Linked DNA regions of Homo sapiens: all the other regions are linked to region 3. The links are chromatin loops, found by intact Hi-C in ENCODE. Cell type or tissue: HepG2. All regions are shown on one strand. Each heading gives the region's core, and the rest is flanking DNA. Links, peaks and the distances in the headings are about the cores only.

Region 1 (11,132 bases), core at 3,121-8,120, 290 kb before region 3:
TAATCAAATGAGATCATTTCTTTCAGTTTATAACTGTAAATTGCCATTAGAGATATTATCATCACTAATATGTTATTGTAATTATTATAGGGTATTATTATCATCAATATATTATTGTAATTATTATTATTGAAGAACTAGCATATCATTATAAAAATGCAACAGAAACAGGCAAATAACATCTAAATATTATTATGAAAATAGTTTTGAACTTGCAGATATCCAGGAATTCCCAGACTCCACTTTGAGGACTGCTACGCCAGGAGTTGTTCTTTCTGACATGATAACTAGATAGAGTGGCTATCTCTTCTGGAGTGAACACAACGTGTGGCAGAGTTCCCAGCTAATGTATAATGGGACATTTAAAGAGAGTGAGAAATTAAGTTGTTATGTGTTTTTTTTTTTAACCACCGAGATTTTGAGAGTGTTTTGTGGCTACAGAATAATCTAGTTTTTCCTTTTATAGTTTCCAAAACAAAAATGCAAAGGGCCAGACACTCACTTTTTTGAAGCTTTAGCAACCAGAGGTGAGCATAAGACTTATCTGCAGCCAATTACATACTCCTATCTGGTACTTTGAATGAGGAGCAGATGTGAAGAGGAGGTACAGATGAGAGTTTATTCTAGTAGTTGTGGTAGCTGTAGAAACACCCAGGTACCAGTGGCAGCAAAGTCAGTTATCATTAGCAATGGAGGCTCTATTGCCAGACATGTATTAATGTCTGATATTTGACAAAACAAGTATCTTCTCTTAGTTCTTATCTGCTTGTGACCTTGGTTTTCCAATCATCCGATAAATACTCTCCTTGCTTACATTATCCAGCTTTCTATTCTTTGCATCTAAGAATCTCAGCTAGCTTTGTGCAGTCCGATAAATGAGGTTTTGCTCTATAAGAAGTTAAAATTCAGAACTCTCCAGGGGTCTCCAGACTTCTTTGATCATAGTCCGTATCAAGAAAGAATGTGTACATGTAACTCCAATATATTTCTCTGCTAGAGACTTGGATCACTTTTATAGGTCAGACAAGTCTTGCTGCATCAGAATACCTTATTCTAAAATGTAACCTCACTATTCTAATTAAATGCAAAGTCAGCTGTCTGATGGAAATGTAAAATATTGTATATAAGTAATATACAAAAAAAATTGCCGTGCATTGAATAATTGACACTATTGATTTTGCTTCACCAATAAGCATCTTAAAATATAAATTACAAACATGCGTGAGGCAAGTACTATCACAGAATTTTCAAGACTGATGCTTTGCAGTGGATGATAGGAAAAATAATACAGAGATAACATTAGGATGCAAGCTGTATAGGCTTTGATATTTTCTGACAGAGGGGTTCTGGGGCATGGAGTGAGTTCCTAAAACCACTAGTAGTTTGAGTTGAAACGTCATTTGAAAAAGACATCACAAAGTTCCTATGGCACTGTCGGCCTGCTGCATTGAAGAATGACTAGTTTCCTTTTTTGTTGTATTCTTCATTTAGAAGTAGTGCTGCTTTAATTGGCATTTTAGGATTAAAATTTATTAAAAGGAGTATGATTAAATGTAAAAGAAAATATCAACACATTATTTTTCAAAGTCATTATTTTCAACATTTTAGAAAAAGATCTTATTTTTTTTTTTTAAAAAAAAATATATATATACTAAGACAATTAGACTTCCCCAAATACCATAAAACAGACCTTTGGTTTTTTACTTCATTGTAAATTACTGAAATTCATTACTTAATTGTATGCTATGAAATTCTTTGAAAGTTCATGATTACTTTCAAGTTAAATTTCAAGTTCATTGGAAAAAATACACAAAGTATCTGAATGCATAATCTTACATAATTTTTTCCAGAATTTTAATTTTACGGTGCCCATAAATAATCCACTTAAAGATGGAAAACATACTGTGCTTCAGGGAAGTATGCATACAAGTTGCTTTTATCATAAATATCTATTTGACTCTAAAGGCCAAAGAGCCTTTTTGTAAAAACGGTTAGAATTGTCGGGGTAAATCCTTTTACCTATGTAAATTACAGAACTTGTTGCAGAATAATGTATATGTTTCTCCAGGCTTCTCTGGTGGGTGATAACCTGATAGTTTTTAAAAGTGCATCAGCCACAATGCACATAACCCATCTCAAAAGCATCTTGATATTCCTGATGCATGAAATAACTGTTTTGAATGACTGGCAAAGTGTATGAGATGGAGATACAACAGTCAGGGAAATACACACGAACAGAAACCACCAAGAGGACTGCCAGCAATTTCATTGCACCAAGTGTTTATTCAACTGTGGAAAGATCATATTTGGCATAGAAAGTACATTCTTTACAGAAGCTGACTATATTGTTCAACAGATAATTTGCCTTTATGGCTGATCCATTTAGACTTAAGCTGGAATTTTCATGACACAATTCATTTGCTGAAAGCATATTGTTGAAAATGTGAATACTTTGAAGTGCCAGGTTAAAAACATGTTTTAGCACGATTTCTGATTCAACCATACAATACTGGATGGTGGAATAGTTGAGTAAATGATTGGCGACCTGGTTATCTTTCTGAGTTGTAGGTTCTGATGGTTCCTGACTTGACTTATGTTGTCAGAAGAAGTTTCTGAATGAGATTATTTAAAAAGATAGAGTTAGTAAAGATGGCTTGATATCTATATGGTTCTTTTCTTTGTTTTGAAGACAACGTAGTCTTCTTTTGAAAAAAAGTCCTCAAAATGGATATCATTGATAGTACTAGTGTGCCATCTTCTAGAGGAAGAAACCAAGTACTAGGTAAGAGGAGAATGTGGGATTCTCAACGATACCAGAGATCACTCATCAGTTCAGTGCAGAGTACTATACCTATGCTCTTCAGGAGAAATTGATAGTATGCCAGTTGTTAGCATGAGAGAATTTTATATACGGTAATATGACACTTAACGATGGAGATACATTCTGAGAAATGCATCACTAGGCGATTTTGTCATTGTGTGACATCATAGAGGGTACTTACACAAACCTAGATGGAATAGCCCACTCTACACCTAGGCTATATGGAATAGCCTATTGCTCCTAGGCTTCAAACCCATACAGCATGGCACTATATGGAATACTGTAGGCAATTTTAACACAATGGTAAGTATTTATGTATCTGAACATACCGAAATATAGAAAAGGTACAGTGAAAATATGGTGTAAAAGATTTTTTTAAAAAGGTACACCTGTATAGGGTGCTTACCATGAATGAGGCTTGGAGGACTGGAAATTGCATCGTTCATTGAATGAGTGAGTGATGAGTGAATGTGAAGGCCTAGGACATTACTGTACACTGCTGTAGACTTCATAAATATTATATACTTAGGCTACACTGAATTTATTTACAGTTATTTTTCTGCAATAATAAATTAACTCTAGCATACTGTAACTTTTACTTTACAAACTTTTTAATCATTTATAATTTTTGACTCAAGATAACACAGCTTAAAACACAAGTACATTGTACAGCTGTATAAAATGTTTTTCTTTCTTTATATCTTTATAAGTGCTTTTCTATTTTTAATGTTTTTTCTTACTTTTTAAAATTTTGTTAAAAACTAGAACACAAACACATATATTAGCCTAGCCCTACACAGGATCATCAATATCACTGTCTTCTCCCTCCATATCTTGTCCAGCTGGAATGTCTTCAGAAGCGATAACACACAAAGAGCTGTCATCTAGGATAACAATGCCTTCTTCTAGAGTACCTCCTGAAGAACCTGCTTGAGGCCATGTTACAGTTAACTTTTTTTATTAGTAGGAGTACATGCTAAAATAATGATAAATAGTATAGTATAGTAAATACATACACCGTACTGTAAGTACATAATATTAGGTGCTAGATTTTTATATCACTGGTGGCACAGTAGGTTTGTTTACACCAGCATCACCACAGACACTTAAGTAACGCATTACACTAAGACGTCACAATGACTACCACATCACGGGGTGACGGGAATTTTTCAGGTCCATTATAATCTTATAGGACCATCATTGTATATGCGATCCATTATTGACTGAGACGTCTTTATATGGCTCATAACTGTATGATAATTAAAGATACATATGAGAACTTTCTTGCTGATACCGTTTGGATTTCTTCTGATCTCTTCCATTTTGAGAGCCTATGAAGCAGCAAATAGAAGCCTAATTACATTTCTGTTCTCCTCCCATTCCCCCCAGAATCCTGACCCTTGGGAATGGGATCTGGAGCCAGTGGGAAGCATTCTCCGAATATGATAATGTGGTTATCTTCTGACGAGTGCTGGCATTATCACTTGTTGCTAGTGAGCATTTTTTAATAAATAATTTTTGCTCTTGAATCTTAGAAATCTTTAATATCTTTAAAACCTTGACTAATTGATTTTTATCATATGTTCACCCTCTTGGTTGATTTAGAAAAAACACCAGGCTTGTTCTGAGGTTCACCCGACTCCACTGCATGTATTACGTGCATGTGTACCTTGGAATGGAAAATACATGACTAAGCCCTGTAAGTTATGAGCTTTCCAGACACTATAATTCAGGCTGGCATGCTTTCATTTTGTCCCTTCTTTCATTCTTTTCTTTCTGCAAGAGCTTCCTACATAAGAGGATGAAGCCATTGTCATTTTATAGACTTTGAAAGCTTATGCTCATCACTGAAAATTCATGGCTTGTCAAGCTGAACTGCGTGGGTTGTTTTGCCTTGTGAGCCACGTGCATTAACACTGGCTGTATTGGTGATCACAGAGACTGAGGGCAGCATCTTTATTGGGATAGCCAGCAGTGCTGAATCAATCACGTCCTGTTGTGGTTGGATCTGTATGCAGATTGTCTTTGCACAGCATGACTTAATAAAAGCTGGCCATGGTGGTATTTTATTATAATTATGATGACTTAGTTGCATTAGCATCAGCCTCAATCACACAGTAAAAGAATATTTGGTGGCTGAACTAGGAAGTGTGAGAACCTCCATCATTTGACTACTTCAGATGGTGTATTCATGATCCTTGAATTAAAATCAGGCAGGTAAAAGGGTTTTCAATGAAAAAAAAACATGAAAAAGGAGTTTGAAAATATATAACTACTAAGGAAAGGAAAATAAAGCCTTGAAAATTGGTATCGCATAAGCTTACGTGGTATCATTTTGTCGTTTAAAAAAATGTGTCTCTCAGTCTTTACTTAGAAATATGTATGGAACTTTATTTAAAAGTTTCCCTTAAATGTGAACTTATGTAAAATCCTTGTTTAGAGTCTTTGTTAGGCTACCATTTCAGAATAATAAGATTTTACCCCCATGCATGTGATCCAAAGCATTACACCTCTCCAAGCCACCTACTAATCTTGTCTATTCAAATGGGATTTTTTTTTTCTAAATAGGAGACAACTCTGCACTGTATCCTGCTATTCTTCCAACTGCAGGACCTCATGGAGCGAGAGATCCAAACCTTTCTGAAGTACTTTACCTTCTACCTTTTTCATGCTACTCAGGATTGAATCAATTGGAAGCCAACAAAGCCATTCTGTGTTACTGTGCCTCCTGACTGTCAGCACGCTGCACTGTGCATTTAGATAATTCTGCCAGAAGGCATTTTTATAAAAACAGCTTTCAAAATCTATTCTTGAAAAGACATTTGTATACTCATTATGCCATTCTATCATTTATCCATAGGGAGTTCTGTAAATAAAACACTGAGGTCTAATACTATAGTAGCTGATGGCAGTAATCTTGAACAGAGTAATTTCTTTTTCTTTATTTATCTCGATAGTGCACAGCTGGTTATGAAAAAATAATCACAAGGCTTTGTTGTTGGTGGTGGTGGCTGCCTTTTTTGGACAGTAAGCCGTGATGACTCAGAGTCTCTGGTAGAAATAATTGCTTTTTATTTTTTGCATACACCTGTCCCAAACCTCTTTTACTCTAAGATAAACAAGATGGAAATAGATTTACCTTAAATAGATGACCATCCACATATTGCCATTTTAATTACATAATTATGATTTATCTATATCTTCTAAACGTTAAGCATTTGTGAGTGGGTGTTTTGCTATATGACAGAATTAGAAGGTAAATCCTGGGCCGAGATGTGAAGGACGAGCAGAGCTTTGTTGCCCTCTCCCAGCATAAGGAGGAATACACACAGAGATTTGGAGTATGGAAAGGAATGTGGTTAGGGAAATTTAACTTCTTCAGATGGCTGTTTTGTCAGGTACCTGCAGGGGGCAGAGTTGCTGAAGGTTCAAATGCATAGGCAGGAACCTGATTGAGGGCATGGAACAAAGGATATGGATTTTATTCAATAGGATTAGGGACCATTGAGGTATTTTCTTCAGGAGGTATATGATGTGATATAATTTACCTATTTTGAAGAGTGTTCCAGCAACAGTATGGAGGAGAGCTATTATTTAATTATCTTTCCTGGTCAGTTTAAATAATCATAGCATCATTGGCTGAAGTGCAAATAAATAGTATACCAAAAAAGCATTGGGCAAAATGCAAATAAAATACATTACCTTTATAAATAGCTACATGCTAGCTCTTAACACAGATCATTATTTTTTAAAATTTAAACCACTCAACTGATCTCATATAGACCAATCTTTAGCTGTTAAAAATATGAATGTTACAAGCTAACCCCTAACTTATACCTTTATTAAAACACAAGTATTGAAAATTTTAAAAGAAAACTAACAGTAACAAAGACACACATTTTTTCAAGCAATTTATTATGTGATGCTGACATTTTTGAGAGACCTTAGACAATGATTTTTATTTACTAATGTTAAACATTACAAAGTAAAATTAATATAAGTAAAATAGTATTTTTAAAAGGTAGATCACAAGAATATACTATTAGTAGTAAATATTTAAAAGTACCCCCCCAAACTACATTTCATTACTATATTCTGTCATCCAGGTACATACCTTGGAAATGTTTTGGCACAGAGTATATAATAACAAAAACAAAATTGGATAATGGCATTGTTCTACCTTTATATCTCTGATTTTTTAACACAGCAGAATTTAATAAATGCTATGTGTCTGCATATAAATGTATGTGTGTATGTATTTAACAAACACCATGTAGGCCTTATTATGTGCAAGATACTGTCATCAGCACTTTTTTTCAGTTATTCTCATATATTTAAAAGAATAAATGAAGGCACAAATGAAAATAAAGAAGATATGGTAATCATATAGCTCATTAATGTTCAGATATTTTTCTCCACTACCACAAGACTGATCACTTTGTTGTCTGAATTGCCATGCTGTCTACAGACCCCTCATCTAGTTACAAAACTGGATGAAATGCTTTATGCTTGGTTGTTTTCATATACTTGTCATATAATTCTGTTTCTGGGTGTTGTTATTACCAGAAAGGTTGATAATTTGCAAAATAAGTACAGATAAGTGAAAAGAGTTCTTTTAAAAACCTAATCTTTTTTCTTATACCCCAGGGAGAGGCAGGGCTAGAGAAAGAGCAATTCAGGGTCCTCTGAGTGTTCTCTTCATTGCGATACTCATAGAATTAACTGTGCTTTTTTCTCTTTTCTGGATTTTGTATATTGTATGACTGACAAAACCACCCCTATTTATCTCTTTTTTTTTACCCCTTTGTGTATGCATATGTGGTTTTTTTTGTTCTCATATATATGAGAACATATTTCATATATATTTAAATATTTAAATATATACATCTAAAGATATACATATTAAATATACACACCTAATATATAAATACATAAATTATATTTATATTTGTAAATTTATATAAATTTTACTCATGGTAAATATATGATTATCATTCAATCAAAATATGGAATATTAAATGATTAATTTACGCATATATTTCCATAATATTAGTCATCTAATTATATATTACTCTTTGTTAAAACTTAAAAGGCCTGGAATTAAATCCTGGCTTGATGTATGCATGAAGTGATTAATTAATTCATTTATTAGTTAAACTCATATTTTCTGAAGACTTGTTTCATGCTAGTGGGAGCCCCCAGAGTATCACAAGTTTAGTGGGTAAGACACCCTGTGTATTAAGAATTATTCAAGTGCTCTTGTGCAGGGACCTACCTAACTAACTTTCACAAAATCATTCAAATAATCTAAAGTTCATTGTCTTTGTTTCCCTTTGATAAAGTGAGGATAACAGTATTTGTCCTACTACCTAGGAACAGAGTTCTAATGCTAATTAAATAGGATAACAGATACTACAAAGCACTTCCTAAGCCTGAAAGTGCTGTGTTGTATAAATGATTTAGTAGTTCACTGCTTCTCAAAGCTGATTATCTACTAGTTTGTTCTGCATAAGAAACTGAAGGCTGCTTCCCTGGAGTTTCTTCCAGGGAATGCTGCGTTGTTTTCATGGGGTAAACCACACACATCTTCCTTTTCTTCTACAATTTTGCAAGGCAGTTATAAATTGTCATAATCTTCTCTGTCAAGATGAGCATTTCAGGTGTATATACCTGTTTTATACATAATATAGTTTTAAATATCTTGCAGTTGCCAATAATATCCTCTGATTATTCCTGTTTTAATTTTTTAAATTGAGACTATTTTTAGAGCAGTTTACATTTACAGAAAAATAGAACAGTAAGTGCAGAGAGCTCCCATATACCCACTGTCCTCCCACACACGGCTTCAAGTTTGTTTTTTAATCACATGTGGTTGTCGGAATTGTACACATTATCCCAGATGTGATCTAGAACTAACTTTCTGTGATGCTAAGTAGAGGGAGAAGTCAAAGATGATACCCATGGTGTGCAGTGCCATTGGGATGTCAGTCATTTACTCATTTCAGTCTCCAGGAAAAAGTACAGACGAGTGAGTAGAGAATGATTTCAGTTTTTATATATTATGTTTGAGGCATCTGTGAGATACCCATGAAGTCAGGTACATGAGGTACCTAGTGTGAGATTGTGGCTCTCAGGAAAGAAAGCTCTTAACAGATGAAGTGATGGTGGAGTTATTAGTGCAAAGACAGCTGAGATCCCTGAAAAGTGGGGTTGAGCAAGAGAACAAAGAGGACCCAAGAGAGGGCATAGAAAAAACTGAAGGAACAACAGAAGATGGAGATGTTTCAAGAAAAATCAGAGTTGTATTTGTTTGGTTTGGTTCTCTGCAGAGGCAAAATGAGGAAAAGGGTCTTTGCATTTGATTTGGCCTTACTGGCTTCAGTGGTCTTAGCAGAGCATTAACATCACAGACTGAAGCTGGTTCGAGAGTCCTGAGACATCAAGAAATAGAGACAGTTGCTACAAGTGAGTTCAGAATTTGGAATTTGAAAAAGAGAACAGAGTTATCCGTGTTTGCAAATAGCACTGAAAATCAGGAAGTTAGAAGTTAACTTTATGGCCAGAATTTTGGAGGATGTTTTATCTACTTTCAGCTGGACTCTCTTTTATCATCGCAGGTTTCTTCTTGGCACTTTCCTCGCTAGCTGCCAGACAACATGCTCTGATTTTTACTCAGTCATGTATTGTTTTTGTCTCCCCAATACTAGTAGAAATAAACATCCCATCCATGTTTATATTGATTCTAGGTTTTAATTTTTCTGTTTGAATGTATATTTCATTTGCTTATGTGTGGATTATAGTGTCATTTATCAATTATAATTTCCATTAATTCTGGAATATTTAATTATATTTTGTTAACATTTGTGATATATTTTAACTCTGTATTTAGCTCCGTCAATAATGTCTATCCTTTCGACAATACAAAATTCTAATGATATTATAAATTCATGCAGTTATACTTCAAATTAATTGGACATTTAACCCATGAAAAACCTATATATAAGACAGTCATTGAATTCAAAATACAGAACATTCAATAAAGCGTTAGTTTTAGGATGCTACAAGTGTACGATGATACAAGCGTACTTTGTGGTATTCAAGCAATCTTGTAAAACATGCCAAGCAGCTTAAATGAGCCTACTAAAATAAAAAATATTAAATATGGTAAAAAAATTATTTAAAAAATTATTTATATCAAATGTTGCACTAATGGGGTAAGTAAAACTTTATTCTTTTATGCTATGGCTGGATTATAAAATAATAGTAGCATAATATAATTTTTCACAATTATAATTTATATAAGAAAAATATTTTGTTCAAGTTACAGAAGAATTTTAATTGAGATAATATTACAATAAAAGTGCCTATACCACAGTCTTAAGTCTAGAACCAGTCAGGGTTTCAATCCAGGCTTTGTCATTTAGGAGCTGTGTGTCCCTGGGCGAACCATAAACTCTCTGATCCTCAGTTTCTGCATTTATATAATAGGGCTAATAATGGTAACTACTTCATAGGTATTTGTGAATTTTAATTACGTTAATATATGTAAAGTGATCGGAATAATAATTGAATATGCATTACTTGAATCTAATCTCTCCCCTATTTTTGTTTATTGACTCAGTCTACAAGTGTTCCTTGAGTACCTAATGCATATCAATCATTATAATATGGTCTTAATACTTAAAATGGTTGCAGGTGTACCCTTGAGAAAGCTCACAGTCTGGTAGGTAAGAGTTATATCAAACAATTAATTGCTACAAGGAAAAAGTTACAGTGATATTACACTATGTAAGAGGGTGTCTCTCCTAGAACTTTATCACACAAAAACCACCCTTACTGAAGAGCTATAGTAAACTGAGACCAAAGTATGAAGGTTTTAGCCACCTGAGAGGGATAAGTTCCAGGGAATGTCCCAGGTAGACAGTAGAGTGTCTGAGCATTCAGAAGATGCATCAGAAGATGATGGATGAGGATAATGTTGTTAAAGATAAATGCACTGACTGAAGAGAAATACAGGTGTGATGTGAGGCAGGAGATGGAAAAGAGAATGATCTCATAGAACCCAGAGTTCCTGTTAAGGATAGTAACTTATGTACCCTAAATCATTTTGGTTTTGTTATTGTTCTCCTACTATCATAAAGGTGACATTATTAGATTTGTATCTTTTAATGGAGGGGGACTTTCTACTTTATTGTGTGAATTTGGCTTAATGAGCATATGTATAAATCCTATAAGTCTTATTATGATGGTTATTCTGACTGATATGGTCAGAGTATGATATGGGGAAGATTAATTGAATGGTAAAAGTGGG
Region 2 (11,132 bases), core at 3,729-8,728, 140 kb before region 3:
CGATTTATGGCAACTATTCATATACTCATAACTATTTTCACATGGGACTTTGAGCTTTTTGTTCAGTTTTTAAGCCAGACAAATAAATAATTAGCAAAGAATTGATAATTGAGCCAAAACTTTAGCAGTAACAAGGAAATGACAATAGTGTTAATCCTATAATGACAATGACTAAAAAAAAAAAAAAAAAGGTATTTTTTCATGGTAAACCTTTTAAAACTTTATTGTGGATATGGGATCTGTTACCGTTGCCTCTTTTTAAGTTCTCAATTTAAAACAATGAGCTAATTTTCATAAATAAAATTATTCGTGTAGTCTTTGTGGATATTCTGTCCATTTTGGCGCCCCTGGACCATGTTTGACATTGACTCAGTGTGTAAGTCCCTGAGATGCCCTCAGTTCTTCATCTGCAGTGGCTATTGATTCTTTTCTGCCTCCCTTCTGTTCAACCTCAAATGTAATACTACCCTGAATACACAAATCACAGGGCTCCGAGGACTCAGAGAGCTGTAGGTGAATTAGGACATTATGCAATCACGCAAACATAATTGTAGCATCAAAGGAAAACATTCTTCCCTCATCATGGGATTATAAATCCATGCCTAGACTCACCGTGCCTTTTGTAACTGAGATTAATCATTGGCAACTCAAAGCATTTTATTCTTGCAAGATATTCCCAGTATATATTCATAGCAATATCTAATAGCAAGAGAACATTTTTAAAAAGTAGTAATGAATGCTACATATTTGCAAGGATCATTTCGATCCTCAGATAGGCAAAATTGATTGCCTGATGCTTTGTCTCCATAACAATGTCCTTTTTTTCCCCTCAGGATGTTGAGAAGCAATCGAATAACCTGTGTGGGGAATGACAGTTTCATAGGACTCAGTTCTGTGCGTTTGCTTTCTTTGTATGATAATCAAATTACTACAGTTGCACCAGGGGCATTTGATACTCTCCATTCTTTATCTACTCTGTAAGTATGAAAAATAGCCCTTATGTATTACTTGAGCCATTTATTATATTTGTTAATGTATTTAATATATTATTAAGCATTTCATTAAAATGTGATCAAGGGTTTTAGGACTTAAAAAAGGACAAACTTGTTCACATCAAATTTATTTAAATTTTTTAAAAAATATTACCTACTATCTTAGATTAAATTTTAACAAAAAATTATAGTATTGTTCAGTGAATTATTTTTCATAGTGATATGATCAATAATGTAGCTTAATTCCAAATTTTAGAATTATTATAACTTGATAGTGCTGCATATAAAAGAAATGTTATAGATTTTTGCCAGTGTTCTCACATTGGAGTATTTTCAGTATAAGTATTATAAAAGGAGAATTGATAGAGTTATTGCCAACAAACTTGCTCAAAAGGATCAGCTGGGCACAGTGGCTCACGTCTGTAATTCCAGCACTTTGGGAGGTTGAGGCGGGCGGATTACTTGATCAAGGTCAGGCGTTCGAGACCAGCCTGGCCAACATGGCGAATCCCTGTGTTTACTAAAAATACAAAAAAAAATTAACCAGGCATGGTGACAGGTGCCTGTAGTCCCAGCTACTCGGGAGGGTGAGGCAGGAGAATTGCTTGAACTGGGGAGGCGGAGGTGGCAGTGATCCAAGATCGCATCACTGCACTCCAGCCTGTATGACAGAGCGAGACTCCATCTCAAGGAAAAAAAAAAAAAGAATCATTTGAAATGACAGTAGATATATTAGGATGACCAGATCAAAAATAAAAGCTGTTTACTAGAGGGGGTCTACTATGATATTAGCAAAATATTGAAGAAATAGGTTGAGCTGATCCAAGAGAATATTTTTTGTAGACAGCTTAAAAATAAAGAGTATTTGTAGGCCTATAGACAGAATTCAAGAAAAGTAAATAAATAAATAAATAAAATTTAAAAGTAAAAAAAGCCACACACCTCCAAACAATGTATTTCAGGTCTCTTATATGTCAGTATCTAAAAAGCAGCATTTGAAATTATTAATTATCTAACTGATAAGATTTCTCAGTAACGGTGGCATGCAAATCTACTAATCTAACTTAAAAGGAGGGGAATAAAGATAGAGAAAAAAGTTCATAGCTCAAGTCAGTGAAGAAATAATTTGAGAGAAGCATCCATCCATCAGGAAAGTACTTAATCCTCTTTTTGCATAAAATGTGACATTTTACATCGAGTGGCTAATTTGCACATATTAAAGATGGCATGTTTATAAATAATGAGATTGTCAATAGGTTTATGCTGAAGTGGTGAGATGCCAGAAGTATTGAAATTTGTAGAAGTAAATTCATTTTTATAACTGGCATTTAATCAACTCAGCTGTCAGTTTAGATGGGAAACCTATTCTCTAGAGCAAATAAGAGATGGAAATCTTGAGATGACAAATTAATGAATTAGCTGTTGTCAGGTTAAACTCAATAATATAAGGTAATCAGCCTTCATCTTTATATTAAATTACTGCATTATCAGTGCGAAGTTTGACAGCAAGTCAGATTTCTGACAAGTTTAAATTATTTCTAAATGAAATATCTATCAGGATCCACTGTATAAACCCCAAATTCTACCTTACCTTATTTTTTGCATGAAATCATGTGAAGAATTACCTTATGTAAAAGTGTTGTTACTGCTTAAGTTCCAAGCATAAATATTTTATCAAAAAAAAAATGCATCTCATATACTGCATGTGATTCTGAGTAAGAATGGGGACAGGGAATGCAAAGAAGAAGGAATCATTCCAGCGGAAATAGCGTGGAGAAGGGTAGCTGGGGTTTAGAGAAGGAAGAAGATGAAACCCCAGGCTAAACTGTGCATCGTTTGCCTGTGGCTCTTAGAAACCTCTTGGCCAATCCTTTTAACTGTAACTGCTACCTGGCTTGGTTGGGAGAGTGGCTGAGAAAGAAGAGAATTGTCACGGGAAATCCTAGATGTCAAAAACCATACTTCCTGAAAGAAATACCCATCCAGGATGTGGCCATTCAGGACTTCACTTGTGATGACGGTAAGAAATACTTATCAACTCTTTGATTGTCAGGCATTCACATGCCTGTTCTGATGCAGCTTTGCACAAATCTACAGCATAGTTCAGCTCAGCAAATAATGATCGTGTATCTTTTGCTTTGTCGTTTGGGTTTTGTTTTAGTGCCAGGACACTTACTTTCTTAGACTTGCCTTCCACATTTGAGTCTACTTGATGTGCATTTCTGAATGTTTTAGATTTTCTAGTTTCCAACTTGTGGTTGGTCTTACTTATATAGCTTCATTTTAACTTTTCTTTATTACCCTAGGCATGTTTTTTAGTACCTACCATTTTCAAAGGAGAAAAGAAATTAACTTACAGAAGTTTTAGTAAATCTGACAAAAATACTAGTTGTCACTTTTTAATGCTCTTTCTATATCATCACATTTGATTCTCATATAGCCCTATCAGGTACATAGAACAAGTTCTATTATTATTGCCAATGAACAGAGAGCTAATTTGAGCTTTATAAATGAGGAACCTAAACTTTTAAGTTAATATATTCCCTTATGTCTCTTCATATCTGTTTCCGTGCCGTTTCTCTGTAATTCACTTTGCATTTACATATTGTAATTAAAAATATAATTTGTACAAATAACTATTTTCCATTGTATTGGTAATTGTAATTACAGTTTACAAATTGCAAGCCATTTTCCAGAATTCTTCCCTAGGCAGTCTGAAAACAGTGCTATATAGAACTTACGGTATCAATTAGTAAATACTGAATGTCCCGCAAATAAATGATTATGTAGCTTAAGACTCTTGTGTTTGTTAAGTTAATTTAAAGGCATAAAATCCCTTCTAGCACCTTCAAGACCACAAATCTTGGTTTTCCTGTATTTCCTCTGCGATTTAGGAAATGATGACAATAGTTGCTCCCCACTTTCTCGCTGTCCTACTGAATGTACTTGCTTGGATACAGTCGTCCGATGTAGCAACAAGGGTTTGAAGGTCTTGCCGAAAGGTATTCCAAGAGATGTCACAGAGTTGTAAGTAGAGCTTGTCTTTCTTTTCTTTTCTTTTTCCTTGATGATAAATGTTTCATACACCCAGAGGAATGGACAAAAATCTTTACAATCTTCTTTACAAATCATATTCTAAGGCCAGTTAATTATTATCCTGTAAAATGGTAAATAAGTAATGCAAAAGCTACTTTAGAGGCCCTTGGGAATTGCTGTGTGTGTGTGTGTGTGTGTGTGTGTGTGTGTGTGTGTGTGTGTGTGTGCGCTATAAGATTTCTCAGTGCCTTTACTATGCTAAAGTGTACTATGACTCTTCAAGAAACAATGGTAAAATATAAGGTATCTTTCACATTTATTTGTTCCTATACCCCTTTTCTCATGGAGCATCTTACAAGACTAATGGCCCATGGAATGCACTTTGGGAAATGCTTTATATTTCATTTACTTACAGTCTAGGATATTCTGTACAGGAAACTTTTTTTTTTACCTCTGTGACCCCTAGGAGAAAATTTTACCACATGGGATAAATAACTATCTGGTATATGGAAGAAACTAGCATAATCTCTTCCCTTAAGAAGAGATGCTGCTTTTGGAGGCTTGAATCAAAGTCCTTTAGATCCTAAAGGGTATGGGACCAATTATCCTTGACATTTTCATAACTGATATTTAACCACAAATTATATGGCCAGGATATACACATCTCGACCTTCTTCTGCACTGCCCACGCTCCCTTGGCTGCCTCATGCTACAGTTGCAGAATGGAATTCATTAGAGAATATGCTGCCAGAATAATGATGCTTCCATGCCCCATTCATTCCATTCCTTTGTCTCTAAACTGTCATATTCTGGATATGCTTGTTCTGAATACAATTGAGTCACTTTGCCTGTTTATTTTTTATCTATGTGGAACTATGGATCAATAATGATTTAAACCCAAATGTAATTTATGCAGATGTGTATCAGTTATTTGTGCAGATGCACACACATATTCCAAATGAGCAGGTTTGACAAACTTTTGACAGTGTGCAACATAGGTAATGAGGTTCAAGGGCATGTCATTTCAATTTTTAAGGATCTTATTTTCAAATCACATGCAATTCTTTAAACCCTAAGTTTGATCCTGAATAGAACACTTAGAGGAAAAAGGCACAAACTTAGCACATGTGCTTAGAACACGGCTCTTAGATTTGAACTGCTGTTAAGTGCTTAGGTCCTCTCTCACTACCAATCACATTGGTTAATCAACTGGAAGGACTATTTTATATGTATATGTGTGTAATTAAATATTTAATTCTTATAGTAATGTTTTTTATTTCAGAAGATCACATAGGGATATTCCGAAACCCTCCTCTGTGGGAAAGCTAGATGCCTATAGAATATTCTGTGTCCACAGGATGGGGAACATCACACACCGGGGCCTGTCTTGGTGTGGGGGGATGGGGGAGGGATAGCATTAGGAGAAATACCTAATGTAAATGGCAAGTTAGTGGGTGCAGCAAACCAGCATGGCACATGTATACATACGTAACAAACCTGCATGTTGTGCACATGTACCCTAGAATTTAAAGTATAGTAAAAAAATAAAATATAAAGCAGAGATAGTTAAAATAAAAAATAAAAAAAGAATATTCTGTGTCCAAAGCATTAATTTTAGGAGTACACCAATGAAGAACTTACACTCAGACCACCTTTGATGCTAAATCCCTTCTTCTACAATTTTAACTGGACTATGTATTGGTCACTTTACTCTATTCCCATTAAATAACTTTAAACATTTCTTACTAAGCTCCATTGGACATCCTGCTTGGTGCATACCCTGTGCTATCTACAGCATATTTCAACTATTCAAAAAGTTGAATTTTCAATCTATTTTACTACAAATTATTAAAAAGTAGTCTTTTTTTCCAAAGAAAGTTTGTCATAGAGATGAGAAAAATATTAGCTTATCTGTTTTGAATTCAAGTTTTACCCCCTGGAGAGCTTATTCTTGTAACCTTACCAAGTCAGCAGAATCCTTCTTAGCAGTAACATATATGCATGTATTAGAAGAATTTCATATGTGTATTACATTAAATAATTAAAGACTTTGGCAAAAATTAGTATTATTGGTGGACTAGTTTTAACAAATGGTATCCATTATTTTTAATCAGTTCCATATAACTTCCGCCTTAGATTATTTTACATATAAACATTCATAGCGCACATTCTGAATCTTGACCTTCTGCTGTGTTTTCTGGAATAAAGGGAGAGTGCTGAACTATATAGGGTGATGCTTCCCTCTAGTGGTATCAAGAAAAACTTAGGTAGAGGAAAGAAAAAAATGGAGAGGGGTCGAAGAAGAAATATCAAGTCAGAAAATTTAGGTAGACATGATGAGTCATAACATAGACCCAATTATTTATCAAACATTAATTATATTTTCTGATAACTGGTGCCTTTTATATCATTGTTTTTATTTTGAAATATTGGGAATAAATTATCATCTTAGACAACTTCTCAGCTATTTCTATATCCAGAAAAAATACCAACTTCAACCTGGAATCTTGAAATGGACCACAACATTGGGGTAGGAACGGCCACATGTTTAATGTCCCAGAAGTGTCTGTGGGCACATGTATAGCCAGATGGCCCCAGTTTCTGAATGACATTTGCACCCTTCACCATCTACGTTCTAGGAAAAACAGCCTTGGAAGGAGATGAAATTTATTTTCCTTATTGTGACATAATAGATATAACTTCAGGCATTCGATTATCTCTCTGTCCTGCCAGTTAGCCCAAAACCTATTTTCTGATTATTCTTCTGACTCTAATAAGAAGGGAAAGTTTACTTATATATGGTTATTTGATTATTGCTGTTACATATATATATATATATATATTTATACACTTCATCAATTTATATTCTATAAAATCTCCTAATGTTATCATCACCAAGAAGATATATGCTGGTTACAACTATTTTTAAACTTAAACCTAATATGTTCAAATCCGCAAATATGCCTTTAATGTGTCCATTGTTATTCACTAAGTGTATTGACACATATTAAGGCAGCAATGAGTGGTCTTGGCCACAGCAGCAAGGTTTTGTTACTAGTTAATGAATTTCATGGTATTGTGTCCACATAAACACAAGCAAACTGAAGGCTGACTAAAAGTACGGTTAATTGAATGAATCTCCTTGCTTGCACACAGATGGCTAAATGCTGGGCTTGCCTTGTTAGATAAACCACAAAGAACTGGACTCGTGGACAACTCTGCTTTTTTTTTTTCTTTACTTCTCTTAAATAATAATCCATGCTTGGAACACGACATCTTAAAGCAAAAATTGCCAAGGGGTTCCTTGCCTCAGTTAAGAGTGAAGTACTGTTTACTTATTTTATTCAAGGCCACCATTACTTTGTAAGAAGATAATATTGTTCCATTGTTTTTAGGTATCTGGATGGAAACCAATTTACACTGGTTCCCAAGGAACTCTCCAACTACAAACATTTAACACTTATGTGAGTAACATATTGCACTTTTCTTTGACTTACTCTATTTCCAGAAAATGGGGATGGCAAGGGACAGAAGATTTAGTGAACCTTCCAGATAATACAAATCATTCACAGTTAGATGCTTCCCTCCTTGCTCATTGCGGTTCTGGACCCCTGGCTACATCTTCATTGAATATCGATCAGGCGATGGAGTGTCTTAGCAAGAGGTCCTCCTCTATTCAAAAAAGCACAAATACAACGAAGTCTGAGTAGTCAGAGAATTATGAAAATGTATAAACCTGCAGATTTTTATTGATAATGAATATGGGTTATTTTATGACAAACTAAGGAAGGAAAGATAGAAAACGATGCCTTTATTCTTGACTTTAAGCGAAAGATGGTAGGTGGTAATGACTTTCCCAAAAATGTAAATGTAGTTTATTATGTTTGTTTCTTATACAAAGCATTGTTAAATAAGTTATGGGTTTCCAGTATTAAAATGTATTTTAGAAAATCCATATATATTCATGTAGTGTTTAAGTAAACTTGACAAAGATACTAACATTTTGAGTATAAATTTCAAAATTTTGATTTTTTAGCTTAAAATAACATCTCTTTTTTTATTAATGTAAACAACCTTTGACAACCCTTAAGTTGTAAATACAAGAAGATATTTAAATATACAAACATTTGATCTAGTTACATGCACAATGTTTAAAAATTGATATAATCTTTTACATATAATACTATACTTTTAAAGTAGCCTTATTGGTAATTGAGAAAACTTTTCAGAACACAAAAAATCAGGAAAAAGATAGTAGATATTAATAGAAAGTACCGTATCATTTGTTTAAGTCTATCTAATTTTAGAGTAAATATTACTAGCGTAAGAAGCAGATTACTGGTTAACGAATTAGAAGGTTTATTTCTAAGTGAATTCTACAAACCTAAGTAGCAAAAAATATTACATGCCCCAATGTAAACTAGGTACATTGAAGCTAGTTAAAATTGCTGCTGATCACTTTCCTTGAAAGTATGGGTAAATCAAACACTTTATAGAAAGTAAATAGGAGTATTTAAATGACAAATGATTAAACAATGGAAAAAGATATCCTCTAAGATGTCTTGTTCTGCTTCTAGTTATTTATTTGATAGCAGCAAGAACTGATTACATACATTTTGTTCTGTTAAATAAACCATTAAATTGCTGCAATTTCCAAAGGGTCACTTTAGCAGAATTGGGTCATTTGTGGGACAGCATGTGATTACTTTCAAGCCAGCTCGAAATGACAAATGAGGATTTGTGGATCCAAAAATGGTTTTACTAGTGACTCATGATACAACTCTAGGCAAGTTACTTCTGCTAATACAGATACTTTTATTTTTAAAATTTAGGAATAGTTCTTCAGCAGTTAAAAATATGAGTATAAAGCTCCTCTCAGATTCTTAACATTTTCACAATTTCATGGGTCCATTTTACTGACATTTTGATATTTTAATAAAGGAATAGATTATCCTCGGTTTTTCTGAATCTTCCATTTATTCATATATTTTGCATTTTGCTTCAGAAAAAAATTAGTGAATATATTTAGTTATTATAAATGGTGAATATATATTAGTATTACATATTGTATATATATTTTAATATATTTTTTACATATATAGTGTGTGTATATATACACTATATATATAATGAGAATAAGATCAAGTTCATGAAATGTAAATTACGACCCATAGTACAAACTATACATATAAGTAGCCATTTAACATTGGTAAAAATTCAACGTCTCTCCCATTTACTTAACATTCATTAAACAAATATTTATTGAGGACCTACTGTGTGACCATGACTCAGCCAGGGGCAGGAGCACAGACGTTTTTATTGATGACATTTTGAATGTAATTAATCAGGGGTTCTTTCAGTGATCAAATTTGAGTCTGTGTATCAGTGAACATATGTATCAATGAGGGTAAAGTATGTGTATCTGATAGGACTTTTGAAGATAAGGGTTTATTTCCCACCGGCAAAATTTTGTCTATCGCAAGTCACCTCCAAGGAAGCTCCCTGTAAAATATCAAAAGCCTTATGGAGATGGGCGCAGAGGGATAAGGGCAAATAAACTCTGCTCTGAAGCTGCTGCTTTGAAGTGAACCAACCCCTTGCACGTACACTACATTGGCTAAAGCAATGCATATATATATAATCACTCCTAATTTCAAAACAGTGAGGTGTAAATAATCATGAATAACATTGCAATCTACTCCAGTGGGTCGTTCACTGTTTTATTGTTTTCAGATAACAGCTGAATGCTAACAATACTGCTATGACTATAAGAAGACCCTTCTCCTTCTAAGAATCACTAATATTTTCATTTCTGTGGTTAATAGTGTACTCCATTTCTTTTTCTCTTTTAGAGACTTAAGTAACAACAGAATAAGCACGCTTTCTAATCAGAGCTTCAGCAACATGACCCAGCTCCTCACCTTGTGAGTGTGAAAGTGTGGTACTGAGTATTCATTAATTCAATGGACAAAAGGCAGTCTCTAGATGCTGGACATTGCTATTGAACAAGACAGTCTCTACCCTCAAGGAATGTTTCTATTGGGAGAAACAGACAAAACCACGATACGTGAACAATGTAGACATTAGGAAAAGTATTGCGTTCTATTAAAAAAAACAAAGAATAATTTGTGTTTGTGGGGGGCTTAGGGGAGATCCCTAAGATAGGGAAAATCCACCTTAGGGAAGGGACGGCTGACGCACCAAAGTTGGGCAGGAGTAGGCAGCGGGAAGCATTCTAGGTTGTATTTAGGAAATAAGTATGTTGTGTTAGGGAGACAACACACAAAAAATAACAATATATTGTGTGTTAACACTATCAGTTAATAAGATGCTTTAATAAGCCTTAACTGCTTTATTTTTGGAAGTATTTGGCCATTTTTGGATTTCTGAATAAAACAAATTGACATATGTATGCTTTCAGAATTCTTAGTTACAACCGTCTGAGATGTATTCCTCCTCGCACCTTTGATGGATTAAAGTCTCTTCGATTACTGTAAGCATCTTGTGTTCAACAGAATATCTCTTTTCTCAGAGATCTGAGTTTGGGGTTGTCTTTTTAAGGATGTAACTGCTTTGTTGATTCTTGGTGCTTGAAGATACATGCATTAGGATTTATTATAAATTAGGAAATAGAAAAATCATTTCTTACAGTATCATTGTCCAACAGCTTTGCTTTGGACAATATAACTTCCTTTTTAGTAATACTGATTGTTGTTATAGTCATTTATTTGATTATATGTAACATTAAGACATATGGTTTATAGAGTTTCAATTAACTTTGAAAGAAACTTTCAAAATTGAGAAACTTTCAAAATTAATTTCTTTAGAAATTACATAGTATATGAAAACATTTTTACTGTGAAATGTCCTTTAAAATATGTGAAATAAAACATGATCCTTGATCCTACTCTCCTGCCTCAGAATTTACAGTTTGATGTGCTCTCTGGTCCTTTTTCAGATGCATTTTTTTCTATTCTAATAGATGTAGGCCCATGGCTATATAGCTTTTAAAAGCCACAGATATTAATAGGATCTGTTTTTGTTCTGCCATTGTCTATTTTTGTTTAACATATGCTTTTGAATATTTCAAGTCTATCATATATA
Region 3 (11,132 bases), core at 2,940-7,939:
TCTTTAGTATAAAGAAAAGAGGAAAAACAAAAGAATTCCTAAAGCTAGTTAATTACATTTAATGGAATCGCTTAAATTACTGACTTGTTAGACAGTAGATTTTGAGGAAAACATTACTACTATTACTTCCCCCTACCCACATATCTGCTAAAATCTCTTTGAAATGAACATAGGTTGAGAGGCAGAGGTTAAGGTCAAGTTTATATAACTGAATCATCTGACTAGATGATTATTTTGGCTGTCCTCATGATTGATTTTTCTGTGTCATTCAGAATTAATCAGGAGAAAACTCAGGTAATCAGATCAGCTGAGCCAAGCCTGGTTCGATGACCATATGTGACATGGCTAAGGAGTTATTTCTTCACATGCCATGTCCACTGATCATCAACCAAAAGGGGAATCATTGGGTTTTCCTCTGGGACCTGTGATTAAGTGGAGAGAGGGGAACTCAGTTTTAGTTGCATTAGAGTCTAAAGGAAACAGCAACTATGCACTTTGCAAATGGTCAAGATCATGGAACTTGTTTTCAGGATATTCTGGGTTGATAATTTGAAACCAGAGTTCATGACTGCTTTATTTTCAGTGAGGTAAATATTCCTAGAGATTCTAATTATTTTGTGAGTATCTCTTCATTAGAGAAGAACAGTCCATGAATCACAAAGAAAATATTCTTGCTAATATTATTTAAAAGAAATCCTGTATTAAAAGAGTTTGCAAAGATGTAAACCTTGACAGACGAGCACTAGGTTGTCAGATTTAGCAAATAAAAATATAGGACATTCAGTTAAACTTGAATTTCAGATAAACCACAAGTTTTCAAGTACAAAGCTTTCCCATATATTGCATGAGAGATACTTTTGCTTAAAACCATGTGGTTTATCTGATATTTAAATTTAGCTGGACATCTCCGTGTTATCTGGCAAACTTCACAGGTATCCTCTGGGACACACTATCTTTAATGTCTTTAAACAACTGCAATTTTAGCAGCAAGTATGTGAAACCAACTAAATGTTCTTTTAATGACCATCTTTAATTATTTGATTAGAGGAGTTATAATTTAAAGATGATGAATATGGGTGAAAGCTCAAATGTGTTTACTAAAAAAGTTAGTAAGTATAGTTTGGAAAGAAGATGACACTGAGTAGTGACTCTGGGAATTGTGCCAGAAAAATTTATAACAGTTGTATAGTACTTTGTATTCCACTTGATGTATTAGATGGGATTGCTGCCATACACTGAGAAGAAAAATATACCTTGTGGATATTTTGGTAGCTAAGATGATAGAATGAACTTGTTCAAGGAAATGTGGGCGTAGAAGAGGAAGCTTAGGGTTGGAGTTCATCAGAATAGCAATTACCCAAGCAGGTCAATTTTTTAGGAAAATATATTTTGATAATTGAAGTCCAGGAGGAGATCACCTGGCTCATCCACAATGACCTTCAAAATGTAAATACCCAAGTGATTTATGTCATTTTTAAACTCTGTGTCTCCAGTTAATGGCTATTCTTTGGATTATTTGGGAGAAAAACAGCTGGTTCTTATAATTATTATTAGGGGATTTGGATCAATAGAAAGAAGACACTCTGTTCTTTTAAACATTTCTTATGCAACATCATATACAACCCACTGCCTGCCCTCACCCCTCCCCTGGCCCTCTGGCTATCATATTGCTCTCTGACTTTTAATCACAGACTCTGTCTGTATAACTCTACAAAAGTCCAGCCAAAGAGCCAAATATTTAGCCAGTCCTCCGGATATTCTGTTCTCAGCATTTCAAATATCATTTTGTTGAAAAACATCTGGGTCCTTGGCCATGACAAAAACAGTTGTATCTTTCTTCATCAAGGATACTTGGCCTTATATAGCCAGAGAAATAAATTAACAGGACCAAAAGATGCCTAAAAGTATCATCTGAGGAATCTCTTGTTTCTAAACAGTTAACATCGAAATCAGGGTTTCTTAATAGCAACAGCGGCATGGTTGACATTTTGGACTGGATGATTCCTGGTCATGGGGGGCTGTTCTGCACATGGATGGACATTTTGCAGCCTCCCTGCAAAATAGATGCCAGAGGGACATTTGCCTCCTAGTCGTGACGATGAAAGTGGTCTCCAGACATTGCCGGGGATAACAGTTGAGAACCACTAACCTAAAGTATCCAATTTCGATAGTCTTATCCAGTGCCAGCTAGCCTAGAAGGTACCTATAGAAGCTGAATTTAGTTTAGAGAGAGTAACAGAGTGCCAAGAATGGACATGGGATAGGACAGCGGAGAGCGGAAGCATAAAGCCGTAGAAATAACCAGAGCCAGCCGAGCGCGGTGGCTCCCACCTGTAATCCCAGCAATTTGGGAGGCTGAGGTGGGCGGATCACGAGGTCAAGAGATCAAGACCATTCTGGCCAACATGGTGAAACCCTGTCTCTACTAAAAGTACAAAAATTAGCCGAGTGTGGTGGTGTGCGCCTGTAGTCCCAGCTACTCGGGAGGCTGAGGTAGGAGAATCGCTCCACCCGGGAGGTGGAGATTGCAGTGAGCCGAGATCATGCCACTGCACTCCAGCCTGGTGACACAGCAAGACTCCATCTAAAAAAAAAAAAAAAACCATTTATTTCATTTGTTCATTCTACACCCATTCATTCATTCATTTGTTCTTTTGACAGATACATATTGAAGGCATACCTAATAGAAGAAACTGTTCTGAAGTCTGGGTATTCAACAAGAAAGAAAACACAAATTTTATGTTCTCATGGAGCTTATATTCAAATGGAGTGTGGGGGACTTGAATAAGAAGGCATCTAAAGTACCTAGTGTTCGCAGATGCTAAGATGAGAAGTAGTGCGAGAAAAAGAGAAAGGCTCATGAGGGAGGGTATTCCTCAGGGTCTGGTTAGGAAAACACCCAGCAATTTTAGGAGTAGAATGTTACAGAGGGAATGGGTTAACAAGGTATAGGAGGAACACAAAGGCTGCAAAAGTGAAAAGAGAATGCAGAGATAATACAGAGATAGTAGCTTCAGAAAGTTGCTGCCACTCCCTCCCAGGGCTGGGGGTACAAAGGCAACAGGATCAAGTTGTTAGAGCCTAGAAACTTAGTAAAGATTCTGGTGGCACTGGGATACAGACCACTGAGGAGGTGGAGATGGCCCTGCCTGCCATTGTTTGCGGCTATGGAACTGAAGTTAAAAGTCCTGGAGCAGCTGGGTGGCTGACCAACTGGGGATGGTATCTCTGAGGAACACGCTAAGACTGCTGCAGAAAGTTTGGAACACATCTGTTTACCGTAACCACCTGCTGAGCTGGCCTGACACCAGCAGGACCAGCAAGCCAACAAAAAGGAAGAAAATGTTCTCAGAAGCTCACCTACCTCCCAGTCTGCTTCCAGCACCCTATTGGCAGAGTTTATTAGGGAGTCAGCAGCATAGGGGAAATGCTGTCTACAGAGACCCAGGACCAGCATTACAAAGTAGAGTGTGAAAGGGAGGGTTGAGACTGAGAAACAGAGCTTCATAACCAGTGCTGGGAGGCTACTCTTTTATATAGGAGGCCCTTCAAGCCTACCCCACCCTGATTGGGAGAATGTCTGGGTCATTTTGCTCTGTGCATGAAAGTGCTTCAGGAGAATCATTCCCCACACCGTGAACTCCTTCATGGTGTGGGGGATATTATTTATCTTATCACAAAATGTGTATTAAGTGAATGAGTGAAATGATACCTTTGATATAATGCTTGTAGCATTAGTGACTTTTTCAGCTTGGGTAATTCTGATTGCTAGTGTGTGTATGTGTGTGTGTGTGTGTATGTGTGTGTGTGTGTACTTGTTCGACATTCAATCTGATTTTAATAAATATTAACTAGGTGCCCACTAAGTGCAGAGCTCTGCATCAGATGCTACATGAGACCTAAAAGAATTAAACCTTGTCCCTAAAGGACTTAGAATATCGATTCCTGTGTGTGCCATCTGGTGCATATCACTATTTTAAAAAGGTTTTTTTTTTTAATTTCTTGAGGTCTTTTGAATCCTATTCTTCTCTGTTTTTAAAGATATTAGCGATGCACGTCTCCTCCTACCCCACTTTAGTCCCCAGCTTTATCTCTTTTATGAACAAAATTAAATAGATTTCCTCCCAGAAGGAATCCTTTGGTAGAAATTGTATAAAGAGAGAAATTAACTCTTTCAGACTCCCAGGGTGCTATTGCTAAATGTTCTATAAAACTCCTTCCTCATTACTACCTGGAGAGAGACTTGGCATCCGGAAAATAGCATCCAATATGTATTCACTTATTTTCCTCCTTGTTATGTGATGGGGGAACATGAGTGCAACACACTGAAGATAAAGAAGGCTAAGGGATGCTTGTTCATAAATAAGAATAAGATAAGGGTATAGGCTGGGGGATTTTAGTCTCCCAACACACTTTGAAGGTTTGGCTCCTTAGATAGCCCGAGCATGGATTCCTGCCTTCTGCTCCTGCAGAAGGTGAAGGGGGTGGAGGCTGCTGTGACTAGGGCTATGACACTAACTTTGGCTGTTAATGGTGGCCTTCCTTAGCCTATCTCCAAGAATACGGATGCTAGTACAAGTCATGTGCTGTTAACCAAGTATTTTGCCCCTTTCCTTCTGAAGTGGCACTCTATTAAACAGTAATATTTTCTTCCCTTGTTGCTTAAAATAAATGTTTTTAAGGCCTATGAATACTTTGGTCAACATTAGTGGTTTTTCATACTTCCTTCTCTAGGTTTTTAGGGAGAAATGCCTACACTGTTCTTTGAATTGCTTCGTTATTATTATTCCCCAGATTTTCTCCATGTATTAAAGATCCTAAGAATTCTAAGCTCAGACTTTTGCCTCTGTAAATATATTTTTTAAATGGCTGCATAATATTACCCATGGACATGATTCCTAGCCATAGCTCTACTTTGCAGTCAGTCCATCCCCAAAAGACCATCATAGACCACACACTGAATGTTCTACATAGGTTGGGAAAATCTAATGTTAAATATAATACAAAGAGACAACCAGTGATAAAGTTTAAATCCTGAGTCTCCAAGCACATTTTCTTCGAGGGATTCCTTTTTCTTTAGTTTGAGGTAAAAGACTCCAGCAGAAACAACCTCTCTTGACATCCACAAGCCCTTCTAGTAGTGCTCCTGGGTGTGGGTGTCATGAAAATGCAGAGGGTCTCTTACATGTGGTCAAAAACGTTTCAAAGCAGCTCAGCAGATGTATTAGGCTGTAGTCATTCTCCTCTGCTTAGCATTTGGTCAAGATAAGCATTTCCAGTCAATGCTGATTGCATTTAGCCTGACCATGTTTTTGTACGTTTCAATGCTGATCCTATTTTCTCCTTTTAATCGTACAAATATATAACAATAAAGAAAATAATTTTGCTAGCAGTTGAATTACAAAATGTGTTCAACACTCCATTAATAAAATCTCTATCTTGTTCAACATCTCCAGTAAATAGCCTTTATATATTTCCTCTTTTCTATTTGCCAGCTGACAATAGAAAACATTAGCTGAGAGTTGAATGCGGGAAAGCAAAATAAGAGATAGTTATCCACTGCCATCTAGTGGCTAAAAACTTAAAATTCAACCAAAGTTTTTGGATCTTTTTCTTCTAAAATAGTGGAAAAATAAATATTGGAGCATATTTGCACATTTTAAAGGTCTTAATTCTTTTAAATTTTTGAATAAGAATCTGAACAGATAATAAACACATTAAAATTAAGTTTATTTTAACTCCATTACTCACATCTCAACAATAAGACAGGTAAGGTAGTTCATGTGGAGCAAAAAATGAAAGCAAGAATTGACAAGTATTGGGTTATCTTCCCAGGGAAGACAGCTAATGAGGAAGGTTTTACCCTAGCTTAGACCTTAATCAGAAAATTATAGATATCACTGAAGGAGCCAACTCGTTAATTTACCTTCATTGTGCTGTTTGGAGCTATCTTATTCCCAGCACTAATCTCTTTCTTTAAACCAACGTGGGGGCCAAAGACCAAAGTCAGCCAATGCCTCTTAGCAGAAAACAAGTATTTTAGAGATTCTAGCATTGAAAGTTAGAGTTTGGGAACACAGATTAACCTTTTTACAGAGTTTTGATATTGCTATTCAAGGCTGCCCTACTGGACAACTAGAATTTACCCCAAATACGGAGAAATCAAGTGTACTATTCTCTAGAGAAACAGAACCAATTGTGTGTGTGTGTGTGGGTGTGTGTGTGTGTATGTGTGTGTGTGTATGAGAGAGATATTTAAGAAATTGGCTCGTGTTTATGGAGGGTGCCATGTCCAAAATTTGCAGAGCAGAGCCTCAGAGCCAATGCTGCAGTTCAAGTCTGAACGCTGTCAGCAGCAGATTTCTCTCTTGCTTCAGGGAAGGTCATTCGTTTGTTCTATTCAGCCTTCAACTGACTGGGTGAAGATTACCCACCTTATGGAGGGCAATCTGCTTTACTCAAAGTCTACTGATGTAAATGTAAGTCCCACACCAAAGCAGCCTCACAAAAACATCCAGAATAATGATTAACCAAGTATCTAGGCACCATGGCCCAGCCAAGTTGACACATAAAATTAACCATCACACCAGGTGAAATGTACAAAGTGTGAAATGAAAGATTTGGGAGAATTTTTGAAAAGTTTCAAAATGTGCTTTATCATTCACCTGAATAAAATGATTGCTTTATGTCAGAGGTTCTAAACAGCACCTCTCTTTACCACTGACACTTCAAACACCATCAGAGGTACTTGATCATATGACCCAAGTGGTACAGCAGCTTGGACAGCAGTCTGGAGCTGTTGTAGAGCCTTCTCTTGCTCTGGGCCCCACTCAAAACTAGTAGCTTTTAGGGTCTCTCGGTAAATGGGCTATGATAACGCACCCAAGTGTCAAGTATGTTTTCTCCAACATCCAAAGAGGCCTACTAGGTGTTGTATCTCTTTTTTTGGTTGTAAGAGAGGACAGATGCAATGTGTCTTCACCTATCTCAACATGCCCTACACCACTGGATCCCTAGAAATTTGACTGCGGTGGAGGTACTTCAATTCTGGTCAGATTTATTTTCCACATTCTGACATGTAAATGTCTTCTCAATAAATATAGAGTAGTTGTTACTTCTTGCTCATTAGGTCCAATCATCATAATATCATCAGTGCAAATAACCAGTGTAACTCGTTATGGAAGGAAAAGACTATCTGACTCTCCATCAATTAAATTATGATGTATGGCAGGAGAGCTGATACACCCCTGAAGTGGGACAGTAAAGGTGTGTTGCTGGCTTTGTCAGATGAAAGCAAACTGCTTCACCTAGTCTTCACAAATGGGTATTGAGCATAAAAGCATTTGCCAGATCAATAGTTGCATACCAGGTACCAGGGAATGTGTTAATTTTCCCAAGCAATGAAACCACACCTGGTACAGTAGCTGTGACTGAAGTCACCACCTAGTTTAGCTTTATGAAAATCCACTGTGCTTCTCCCAGTTTTATCAATTTTCTACACTGGTCAAATAGGTGAGTTGAGTGGAAATGGGATGGCAGTTACCACTTCCATATAATTTAAGTGCTTGTTGTTGGCATTTATCACTGATACCCTTCTAGGCATGTGATGCTGCTTTTGACCTATTATTTTCCTAGGTAAAGATTGTTCTAGTGGTTTTCCCTTGGCCTTTTCTACTACTTTTTTTGCCCTCACTTCACAGGCCAGGGAATGAATGTGAAAATTCTGCCAGTTTCTGAGAATGTCTATTTAAATTATGCATCCCAGAAATGGGGAAATAATCACAGCATGGGTTCAGGGACTCACTGGAGCCACTGTGGGATAGATCTGAGCTAAAACTCCATTGATCACCTGACCTTCATAAGCCCCTATACCAACTGGTAGACCACAGTGACATTTTGGTCTCCTGGACCTAGTGCCAATGTTTGCCAACTCCTATGCTAAAAAAAAAAAAAAATCCAGGGTAGACACATTTGTTCCTTTAAATTATGATTCCTTGTTGCTTAAAGGCTAACATAAAATTATACCCATTTATGCCTTCTTTTTTATAAACTGTGTTTGACAGTCATCTGTCTTGCCCCATGACTTGCTCTGACCAGTGTGGCATTAGCAAACATGGCAAAAGAAGAGCTTGTGAAGGGCTTTAAGACATTGGTGCTCATCCTCTTGGAACATTCCTTCTTGGAAGGAGGCTGGACTACCCTTAGATCACCATGCTGTAAGGAAACCCAAGCTCATCATGTGAAGCATGGAAGGGCACTAAGACAAGTAGCTTTCAGCTAGATGCAGCCAAGTGAAAATCCCTAGCCAACGCTGTGTGGAAAGAAACCACATAGCAAGCTCAGCCCAAATTCCTGACCCATGGATCATGAAAAGTAATAAATCGCCATTGCTTTAAGCCACTAAGTTCTAGGGTGGTTTACTGTATGTAACAAGTAGATGAAACACGTTTTCTTTAGAGTTTTCCATATTAGTTTTCTAATCATTAGTTTTTCAACTGCTGTCTTAATTTTTCTTATCAATTCATTGTAGATTGTGGGCAAATTGTGGATACTTTCTGGGCTTCATTTGTCTGAACTTTGAAATAAGGGATCTCTGCTATTTGGCCCCTGAGTATATCTTTCAACTCTAAGAGATGAAGTATGGAAGGTAAATATTATTTTTAATACACATTGTTTTAGAACATATCAAGTAATTTATTTGGATGATATGTTTTCTTCATCTTTCCCTTTATAATAACTGGCTTTGAGAAACCATACAATTAACTTTATAAATTTCCAAATAGTTACAGGCTTTCTGTAATTAGGACTTACAATGGCATACTCAGTTATAAGAGAATTCCTTTTTACCATATGGGATAGGATAAGATAAGAAATACTCAAATGGAAAATATCTCTGATCAACCTCTTGAGTATTTTAAAACTTAAGCTACATAGTAAAGTGCTTTAAAACCCCACCATAAAAAACTAATTAAAATTCTTCTATCTGAATACAAAACTTCATGTTTGTGTTAAAAATTAAAACAATGCAGAAGTATAGAAAGAATAAAATTAATCTTTCCCCTGCTGTCTATTACACTCTTCAGAAGAAAGCGCTGTTTTAAACATTTCTCTAGACTCCTAGGTAGCACTAGATAGGTTAGATGCATTCATAGATAGACAAGTGGGGATGGATAGGGGCAGACACATGGATACTTAGGTAAATAGATATGTCTATATTTGTATGTTTATATATAAAAATATACATCTATTTTAGTTTAGTTTTAATTTGATTTACAAATAGAAGTCCAATCCATATGCATCACTCTACAACTTCCTTTTTTTCTCTCTTATTTATTTATTTATTTATTTATTTATTTATTTATTTATTATTTTTTTGAGACAGAGTCTTGCTCTGTCGCCCAGGCTGGAGTGCAGTGGCGCAATCTGGGCTCACTGCAAGCTCTGCCTCCCAGGTTCACGCCATTCTCCTGCCTCAGCCTCCTGAGTAGCTGGGACTACAGGCGCCCACCACCATGCCCAGCTAATTTTTTGTATTTTTAGTAGAGACAGGGTTTCACTGTGTTAGCCAGGATGGTCTCGATCTCCTGACCTCTTAATCCACCTGCCTCGGCCTCCCAAAGTGCTGGGATTACAGGCGTGAGCCACTGCAACGGGCCCTTTTTTTCTCTCTTAAAACAGATCGTGGACATCAATGAAACCAATACATTCATCTCTCATTTATTCTTTTTAATAGATGTGTAATGCTTAATAATTATCCAATTATTCTCCCTCTGATGGACATGAAAATTATTTCCTTTATTGCCTGTCTTAGTGAGCCCTACCAAAATAACATTGACTGGGTGGCTTACACACCAGAAATTCACATTCTCACAGTTCTGGAGGCTGGAAGTCTAAGATCAGGGGGCTAGCATGACCAAATCTTGGTAAGGGGGTCTCTTCCTGGCTTATAGAAGGCTACCTTCCTATTGTGTCCTCACTTAGCAGAGAGAGAGAGAGAGAGAGAGAGAGAGAGAACGAGAGAGCACACACACACAAACTCTAGTATCTTTTTGTATAAAAGCACTAATCCCATCATGGAAGCCTCACCCTCATAACCTAATCTCAATTATCTCCTAAGATCCCATCTTCAAATAACAACACATGAAAAAGTTTCGTTGCACAACAATGAGAAAATATTTAACACTACTGGACTGTATACTTCAAAATGGATCTCATTTGGTAAATTTTATGTTATGTGTTTGTGTTTTCTTACCATAATTTAAAAAAGAAAAAGTATGCATTTCAAGCTTGCCTTTATAGAAGATTCTCTTCTCTAGAACTGAACCTATGGATTGAGTTAGGTTCAAACCTATGGATTGAGTTACTGGAAAATAAATGACTGAAATTTAATTAACTTATTTCTTTCACATAACAAGAAGTCAGGAAGAGAAGTGCAGTTTAGAAGTGGTTTGACAGCGACATGAAGTCCAAGTGCCCCAGGTTCCTCTTGCATCGTCATTAGCATATGGCTTTTGTGTTTTTTGTCCACATTTACTCGCGCATTCTAAAATGGATAAGGAATGAAGCCACAAGAAAGTATAGCACTTGCATTATAAGAAAAAAAAAGCACTTTTTCATAAATCTGCAGCATACACTCATTTGTGATAGATCATGTGGCCAGACCTGTGTCACACTAACGACAATGGGAAGTATGTTTTTTATTTTTACTTTTAATATGTATGTATATATTTTATTGTGTTTCATAGCTAAGTCACTGCCCTGAACAAATTGGGTTTCTGTTAATAAGGAAGAAAAGGAGAACATATGTAGGCAACTGGCTATATTTGCATATTGATGAAATGAAAAATGTTTATTTCAAAGACTCAGATGATTATCATAGAATTAGCCTCACATAAACTTCATAATCATCCATTTTTCCTGTTTTTCCTCTACTCTTTTATTCTACTCCATGCTCTTCCTTATTCTGCAGGATCACTTTCTCCTCCTTAACAGCATGCACTTGGCACAAAGCCCTATTGACAGGAGCTCACACAAACTGACACTCATTAATGTTCTTACTGGACACAAATCTATGTCTCTTGGTTCAAATTAATCAAGTAAAAATCTGACTGGGTTGCTGGGAATGAATTGTG

What was found. A loop is a pair of places that touch in the nucleus more often than their neighbours do. Peaks named below come from ENCODE experiments on the same cell type or tissue, not always from the same donor. Only the 100,000 strongest peaks of a DNase experiment are listed, where the experiment ranks them.
Region 1: a loop joins it to region 3, with 25 times the contacts of the local background. A loop is called at or near these places in 9 of 110 quality-filtered maps.
Region 2: a loop joins it to region 3, with 3 times the contacts of the local background. A loop is called at or near these places in 25 of 110 quality-filtered maps.

Annotation. Positions count from the first base shown.
Region 1 is chr4:20,389,140-20,400,271 of GRCh38, forward strand. The region is part of intron 4 of SLIT2 (slit guidance ligand 2); the gene reads left to right. It overlaps SLIT2-IT1 (SLIT2 intronic transcript 1), which reads left to right and starts at 3,050. Exons shown (of 4, transcript NR_037876.2): 1 at 3,050-3,124; 2 at 4,211-4,314; 3 at 4,427-4,520; 4 at 5,390-5,717. In HepG2, for the core only: a CTCF peak has its summit at 6,237 (motif pointing right); a DNase peak (open chromatin) is centred at 6,232.
Region 2 is chr4:20,538,608-20,549,739 of GRCh38, forward strand. It overlaps SLIT2 (slit guidance ligand 2), which reads left to right. Exons shown (of 37, transcript NM_004787.4): 19 at 834-977; 20 at 2,846-3,012; 21 at 3,887-4,019; 22 at 7,424-7,492; 23 at 9,881-9,952; 24 at 10,450-10,521. Among named protein-coding and RNA genes, the nearest start is that of MIR218-1, 16 kb to the left of the region's middle. In HepG2, for the core only: a CTCF peak has its summit at 6,241 (motif pointing left); no DNase peak of the experiment used is centred there.
Region 3 is chr4:20,679,797-20,690,928 of GRCh38, forward strand. No RefSeq gene overlaps it. Among named protein-coding and RNA genes, the nearest start is that of PACRGL, 15 kb to the right of the region's middle. In HepG2, for the core only: a CTCF peak has its summit at 5,536 (motif pointing left); no DNase peak of the experiment used is centred there.